2 separate regions of the Homo sapiens genome follow, and region 1 is linked to region 2. The links are chromatin contacts, found by Hi-C or POLR2A ChIA-PET in ENCODE. All regions are on one chromosome and are shown on one strand. The core of a region is the stretch at or near the end of the contact, and the rest is flanking DNA. Distances in the headings are between cores, read along the strand shown. Region 1 overlaps CPED1 (cadherin like and PC-esterase domain containing 1). Region 2 overlaps CPED1 (cadherin like and PC-esterase domain containing 1).

Evidence for each region. Hi-C counts contacts between places; a loop is a spot of excess contacts on that map. ChIA-PET counts read pairs that join two places held with the same protein, here RNA polymerase II (POLR2A).
Region 1: a map of OCI-LY7 shows a loop between it and region 2 (2.2-fold over the local background). The contact joins two enhancer-like sites. A Hi-C loop is called at or near these places in 1 of 168 maps with a recorded cell type or tissue (OCI-LY7). POLR2A ChIA-PET finds 5 or more read pairs at or near these places in 1 of 52 experiments (OCI-LY7).

The regions. Positions count from the first base shown.
Region 1 is chr7:121,243,336-121,247,525 of GRCh38, reverse strand. It overlaps CPED1 (cadherin like and PC-esterase domain containing 1), which reads right to left. Exons shown (of 23, transcript NM_024913.5): 18 at 3,188-3,324. The region is part of intron 1 of LOC124901735 (a long non-coding RNA gene); the gene reads left to right. Among named protein-coding and RNA genes, the nearest start is that of WNT16, 84 kb to the left of the region's middle. Within about 2 kb of position 2,850, at least 3 of the 41 ENCODE cell types and tissues checked have a DNase peak (open chromatin) inside an H3K27ac peak, as active enhancers do; they include OCI-LY7, where a contact is called at or near this core.
Region 2 is chr7:121,136,650-121,140,585 of GRCh38, reverse strand. The region is part of intron 14 of CPED1 (cadherin like and PC-esterase domain containing 1); the gene reads right to left. Among named protein-coding and RNA genes, the nearest start is that of CPED1, 150 kb to the right of the region's middle. RefSeq lists an enhancer at 1,932-2,041. Within about 2 kb of position 2,190, at least 3 of the 41 ENCODE cell types and tissues checked have a DNase peak (open chromatin) inside an H3K27ac peak, as active enhancers do; they include OCI-LY7, where a contact is called at or near this core.

The DNA of each region.
Region 1 (4,190 bases), core at 1,601-4,100, 110 kb before region 2:
CAGCCTTAGCATCTGTGTTGCCATCTGCTTTTGGCGTTTTCTCTCCAAAGATCTGTCCAAATGTTGGTTTACTTGAAACCTTGATCTCTCTCAGGCATTTCTTGGCTATGTCACTGGCCCTCTTGTTCACCTTTTGTTCTACTATTGTCTTGAAACTCTTAATAAATTTTGAACACAGGATCCTGTATTTTTATTTTGCACCCTGCCCCTCTCCCACTCCTCTCCCCCTATCAAATTACTCTTAACTGTTTGTTACTTCAAGAAATTCTCTATGCATGTAAACATGTTTGTAGGTATGCGTTGGATTTTACATCAACGGGATTATTCTGGATATAGTCTATAATTGCTTTGCCTCCTCAATTATGCATGTTGGAATTTTCCCATTACACAGCCTCTGCCTCCCTAGCATCTATTTTTTATTACCCCTAAAGAGCCTCCATGCTGCTGCGGCATGGCCTTTCTAATGCTGGTTGTGCCACTTCTCTGTTAAAAATGGATAATGCTTGCCTTTTGCATATAGAATAAATTAGCGTCTTGATAAATACATCAGTCTATGTAGACCTATTGGCAGTGTGTTGGCAAATTTGAATTTCTGAGCATGCAAGTTCTGAAGAACACCTGCAAACTAGGAGAGTCACAAAGATAAGCCCTTTTGCTGTGCAGCAAGCTAACTGGTCTTCTGAAGTCTCATTTAAGCACGGACTTTTATTTTCAAATTTTGCAATACCCTCTCTCATTAACAGGTATGAACAATGATCTTTTTTTTTTAACCACTACTTTGTAGAGTCATTAATAATCAGCCTAGAAATTAGTAAAGATAATGTTGTGGGCTGAAAGTTTATGTTTCCTCCAAATGCATATGTTGAAACACTAATCTCCAATGTGATGCTATTAGGAGGTAGAGGTCTTTGGGAGGTCATTACGTTTAGATAAGGTCATAATGATAGAGGCTTCATGATGGGATTAGTTTCCTTATAAGAGTCAGGGACTAAAACTCTTTCTCTCTCTTTGCTGTGTGATGACAAAGCAAGAAGGCAGTCAACAGAAGCCAGGAAGAGGGCTATCCCAAGAACCTGACCATACTGACACCTTGATCTAGGACTCCGTAGCCTCCAGAACTGTGAGAAATAAGTGTCTGGTCTTTAAGCCACCCAGTCTATTGTATGTTATTATAGCAGCTCGAGCTAAGACAAACAGGGAAGAGGGCCTTTAGCTTTTTACAAAGTTGATTCATCTACCACAGAGGGTTATTTTACAGATGAAGAAAATGAGCCTGAGAAACAAGACGTGTCGTGTCCAAAACCGTAGGATTTAGTGATGAACTTAAATGAACATCTACTGCTTTTCAGGTTAATAGACTGTGACAGTTTCTTGGAATTTTTCTGAACACCCTAAATTCTGAGGTCAGAATGGTATTCTGAGCTTAGAGAAGTCTGGCTGTGTGGCAACAGCTATTGTCATTGCTCCCAGTGCAACATTTATAGGATATGGAGGCTGGATTATCCAAGGTGATGGTTTAAAATGCCTGTGGAGGGCTGGGCATGGTGGCTCACACCTGTAATCCCAGCACTTAGGGAGGCCGAGGCGGGTGGATCACTTGAGGTCAGGAGTTCGAGACCAGCCCTGGCCAACATAGTGAAACCCCGTCTCTACTATAATTACAAAAAATTAGCCAGGCGTGGTGGCAGGCGCCTGTAATCCCAGCTACTCGGGAGGCTGAGGCAGGAGACGCGCTTGAACCTAGGAGGTGGAGGTTGCATTGAGCTGAGATCACGCCATTGCACTCCAGCCTGGGTGACAGTGTGAGACAAAAAAAAAAAAAATGCCTGTGGAGTAGCCACACCCATACATGTATGATCATCAGTGAATTACTCAATCTCTCTGAGCTTTACTTATCTTAAGCAGAAAAAAGATATGATAATATCTACCTTAGCTGCAATTAGGAATAAATACACTTTTAATTTATTCATTTACTTGATAAATATTTATTAAGTTACTATTCTGCGTCAAAAATTATGCTCAACAATGAGATTATGGCGGTGGATTAAACACATTCCCTGCCCTTTTGAAGCTTACAGTCTGGTGGGATTTAAAGTGTAACAAATTTAGCAAGAAACACAGTTTCTTGCACAAAATCAATGCTCAATTAATAACACTGCAACATAAGTTCCTAAATGATTTTCTTCCCTTCTTTTTTTAAAAAAAGGAACTAACACTACTGATTGATCTTTAGAGACATTCTCAATCATGAAAATTGGAACATTTATATTGAAATCACCATGAAGAAGATGTCCATCTTTCTGTCCTGCCCCTCAGCTCCTGTTATTCTTCTTTAACTATTTGCTAGTAAATTGGCATACCTTCTGCCCAGGCCTTTTTTTCTATGTGTTTTAATAGAGCTTTGTGAAAATCAGCTTTTGAAATCAGTCTTGCTCATGTGTGAGAGCTTACAAACTGTATAAGGAAATGTCCATCTAATAAAAAGCACTTTGAAAATTGGGTTAAGGATTACTTACTTGATGTTAACCAAGCATCTCAGTCTATGTGCCCATTTTGCATATCCGAGAGTTCTGCCAGACTCTACCTAGTCAGAGCATGCCTAGCAAGAAGACACTGCATGTCCCAGAAATCAGCTTAGAAGCCTCACTAAAGGAAAAATCAGCCTAGTGAGGTCCATGTGAGACCTGCCCAGGAATATGAAAGAAGATCAGTAAGGTTAGTGCGTAAAAACAATCCCATGCACTTGGAAAGCTCTAGAAGTGAGTCTCACATGCAGGACCTTTTGATTTCCTGTGCTGAGCTGCAGATGTCTGTTTTCACAGCAGTGCCTGCCAGAGCTGCAGTTGACAAGGCCAGCTGCTCTCAACTGCCAACTGTCAGTTGACGTGGCAAGCTCCTACCAATTTGTGCTGAGAAAACAGCATGGAATCGGGTCAGCATAGGACAAGACTTTAATATCCTCCATCTGTCAAACAGAGTTACTTGGAGAAAACTGAACATTTGGAGCGGGAATTGTTCAGGCTATTCTATGATAACATCTATACATGATTCAAAAAGCCATATTGCATTCAGTTAGTTTTCCTCTGCTGTGAGACAGCAGGAATTGGTCTAGTAGATACAACTATACGATTTTTAGTACTTCAGGTGGCATACATTAAAGGCTTCCCCCACTAGATCCAGAACCTACCTTCCTTCCTCCCAGGCACTGCTGGAGTTGAGGCTTAGTTAGGACACCATATTGGCAGTTGTGGGGCTGCCAGGTTATTTCTCTCCAGTCACACGTCCTGTTGTCCGAACAACTAAGGCAAGGCACAATCCACTGGCCTGGAATAGATGGCAAAACTTTCTTTGGTTCTGTTTCTGCTGGTGAAGTTTGTAAGTAACTTTAAAATTCAGCTATGGCACACCATTTCAGAAATTATAGTAAGACCATCCTTATCCTTTAAATCTAGTGGAATAATGAAGGCATGGCTTCCTGCCAACCAAATAGAATAGCAACATTAAGTAATGTTCTGAAATAACACATTTCATGCTAAAATCAAGTATGAGCTCTGTTCCATGAAACCTTATACTTATTAAAAATCTAAGTATTACTCAATCATTACCTATTTTTAAACAGTACATTGAACACTTCAGTAAGACCAAAGCATTAATAGACTGGGAGCCCCACAAATTGGCAGTTAGCCTCAAATATTTATTAGCCTAACACATGCATAGGTTCTCTGTCCATAAGTATAATAGATCTATTCCCTGCTCTCAAGGGATTTAAGATACAAGAGAACTACTTCAGTATGATGATAATTTATTATTTTGAAGATTAGTTATTTTTCTTTGATTTGATTGATGGCCTTTTTCGTGTGAATGTCTTCACCTCTTTCTAGCTGTTGCCTGAATTTCTTCATCTGTTAGATGAGGTGTGTACAGTTCTTCTCACATGATTGGTGTAACAATGTAATGGAATAATGTATTTAAGACACATTTGCAATATTGTATTCATCTTTTGTTACTAACAGAGTTCAGGTAGAAAGTAGGTCCCAAGCTTTAGCAAATGTTTATAAAATAAATGAATATTCTCTATGCATTTAAGATCTTTCCTGTTTTACTGATAAAACAACATTCATGCAAAACACTTCAGCTTTTAGTGTGAGTGGATACATTAATAATGTGGTAGAAAAATATAATTTTTTTGT
Region 2 (3,936 bases), core at 941-3,440:
GGTATTTTCTGCTCAGCCCTTGAAAGTTTAAAGGCACACAAGGCGGGAAAATGTCTCTCCTGTGGATTGATAACATTTTCATGATATTTACTGCATATATCAAGCAACTATGTAAGTGGGAGTGATGGCTCTGTGGGATGGTGGCAGAAGAGGACCCGCAAGGAATGAGGAAAATTTCTTAATGTGGAGTGTCATTGAAATACCACTTGATTGATATAGTATCTTATAGGCAGTGTGGGGCAAAGACTGCAAACTCCAGCATTATACCAAACAGACACAAAAACAAAGGCATCCTGAAACTGCTCCATGCTCAGGCCACCTTACTTGGGAAAGTACCATAAAGTATAAGAAGGACATACTATCCTCTGCTCCATCCTGTCATAGAATCTAGAATATTACTTCATATCATTGATTCTGAGGCATTAAAAAAACCTTTCTCTTTGTTAGCCCAATTATTTACAGCTTTATTTCAGTGAGAAAGAAAGAAAAAATTGTTTTATAGGCACATACACCAGCTACTGTTAAGTTATATTCAATGTTAATGTTTAGAATAAACAAATTACCCAAAAGCTTAACAAAGTGTTTTTCAAAGAAATGTCAAGGAGTATTTCATTCCATCAATACTTTCCAATTGTCAACAAAATGCTAACAAAGATAAACATACAAAATTCTATAAAAATCAGTAAAATTGAAGTATCTTGGTGTTGCCTTACATAAAATGTTCAGTGACATTTAACAACATGGCAACAAAAAAGATAACACAGAATTTGCTACAGAAAGCTATAAAACTGAACTTAGAGAAAGGAGATTATTTTAGTAACTGTTGTTTTTTCCCCTGCTTTTACGTAGCTATAATATTGATTTTCCTAAAATCAAATCTGTTGATTTGTCTTCCATTCTTTAGTGGTTTCTCATCATTTCCAGAGTCAAGTCCAAGCTCCCAATAAGGCAAACAAGGCATTTCACAATCCCTTCCTTGTCTTGCTCTCCAGCTGCATTGCCCATTTTGCCCAGTCTTTGTGCTTCAACAAGACCAAAATTTTTATTTTTCTTTGATGGACGTGGAGGTGCACCACCAAATCCATGACGATGGGTACCACCAACCCATATGGATGCATCATTCTAGTTCTGGGGACTAGGTCTCTGTATAGCTCCCATTATGGACTAATACAATTAAAATGAAAAAAAAAACCCTATATATTTCTGACCTATACTCTATAGTTTTCTCAGGCTATGGAAGAAAAACAAATTCAGGTATAAATTATGAACAATAATAATACAATAGATATACTGTAATTTTATTTCATAAAAAATCTTAATAAAAAATAAACTACTAGTAATGTTGGTTGAATAACTCACTGAATTGGGTAAACTCTCTGCTTCATTAATTTTACTTGTAATTTGACCTAATGGTCAATGAAAGATAGTATCTGGCTGATAGATGTAGGTGGACTGCATCTATAATTTCAACGATCCTAACAGCCCCTGAAATTTTCTTATAATAAAAAAGAAAAAAGAATGAAGGCAGAAATTGTTTTTATTAGAAGTCATTCTGTAAAGGACCACAGTTTTTAATTCAAATTCAACCACTTATTAATACTACATTCTTTTTTCATCAAAGTTTTTTCTCCAGAAATTTCTCCGTTAAAGACCCCGAGATAAGCACAATAAAAACAGGATATTATTAATCATGAGGTTTGATTCAAATGGCTGCAAACCCAATATAACATTAAACAAGCTGGAGTTGAGTTATGGGCTGTGCTTTGGAAATGACCATTACCCAGGCACAAAGGGAATAGAAACAGTCGCACTTTTCTGCTCAGAACTAGCAAAGTGAATAACAAAGAGGAAGATCTTTTTTCAAAATAAAACATAGAAGATGTGCTTTAACTTGATAGAATATATTTTTATAAAGATTCTCTGAGAGTTAATTTCCCTGCAGTTTATACTTTCACTTAATAGTCACGGTTTTCAATGGGGTCTGCCCTCCTTAGAAACTGAAACAGCCCTAGATGACAGGAAATAAATGTGCAATCGTTCTCTTCAGCAAGTGCTTATTTTTGGTTTCATCAGAAAGTCTCCATCTCTGGTGTGAGCACTATCTCCTAAACCCCTGTCTGAAAGCTGATTTAGTTCTGACATCATCTTCCACTGAAGTATCAGTGTTGCCGCCAAAAACACCTGGTGTTTGCTTGGCATCTTTCCCATCCCAGTCTCAACTTGTCTCAGGCCAGCTTACCTGAGATCTACGGAGAACCCAGCACGAGGTACGGTGGTAGCAGGCTGCTTAACCTATTTGGCAAGTATATATGGGAAAGCTGTTTGAAGTTTTGGTCGCTTTTAATGGATTTCTTTTAACTGCAGAATTTGATTGCTCTCTTGAGGAATAATCATAACTCATATTGAACATGAGAAGAGCCTAGACTCTTAAAGATAATCCCACCTGTTCTGAGGCATCCTTACATTATTTTTAAATCTTATTTTATACCATAAAAGCAGGAAGATTAATTACTAAAGATCCAGGCAGGACTAATTTTTATCAGCATAAAAACATGAACGAAGTTAAAGTGCCTATCTAACATATTCACATCATCTACACCATATTACATGGGAACTGGAAAAAAAAGTAAGATCATCCAATGCAATCCTTTCATTTTACAAATGAGAAAATAGAAGCCCAAAGAGGCGAAGTTGCTTTCTGGATGTTGCATCTTGCCTTGGGCCTGGCACAGAGTGGACCCTCAACAAGTGTTCACTCTAATTTTGCTCCTAGTTTTCTCACTAGTCCTTTTCCCACCATACTCTAGACAACAGTTTTCCAGGAGAATGGAGTAGCATGTATTTTTCTGGGGGTAGGAGATTGGATGGTGAGTGCAGGGAAGGAATGGCATAAGTAATACTTGCTATCTTTGTTCTCTATTAGCAATACTTTATTTAAAATGCCATTTTCTTTAATTGGCTATATACGTTAATTCTATTAAACTATATTATTATAACCTCTCAGCCTACCATGACCTTAACAATAGTGATAAAACATCATGAATGAATTAAATTGCATTTTAGATGAAAATTAGATTTTATTAAATTCAAAGACGTCTATTAATAATAAATTAGGCCAGCCACGGTGGCTCATTTCTGTAATCCCAGTACTTTGAGAGGCTGAGGCGGGAGGACCACTTGAGATCAGGAACTCAAGACCAGCCTGGGCAATGTAGCAAGACCTCCTTTCTATACAAAATTGCATAAATTGTCCAGATGTAGTAGCTCATGCCTATAGTCCTAGCTACTTGGGAGGATGAAGGAGGAGGATTGCTTGTGCCCAGGAAGTCGAGGTTGCAGTGAGCTATGATGGTGCCACTGCACTCCAGCAAGGACAACAAAGTGAAATCCTATCTATAATAAATAAATAAATAATATAATAAATTAAATCTAAATCTATACTTTTTTTCAGCTTTACTGTTTTACTGAAATTGATTTTTTATTTGTGGAAAACTAAATTTTCTAAGTTGATTTTTAGCACCAAATACATACAGCTATATGTATACATATACATACACACACGTATATATATATTTTAAGGTATACATTATCAAGAAAAATCTTGCTATATAGAACTCAATTTTTCTACACTATATTATAGAATATTAAGAAAACTCAGGAGTTTTTCTTTTTCTTTTCTTTTGGAGACAGTGTCTTGCTATGTCACTCAGGCTGGAGTACAGAGATGCAACCATAGCACACTGTAACCTCAAACTCCTGGACTCAAGTGATCCCCCTGCCTTGGCCTCCCAAAGCACTGGGCATATAGGTGCATGCCACTGTGCCCGGCCTAAATTCAGGAGCTTTGAACAGAGAATCTGAAGATCTAGCTTTGTGATACAGCTCAGGCATTTAATAACCCTGTGACTTTGGAAAAATCAATTAGACTCTCTAAGA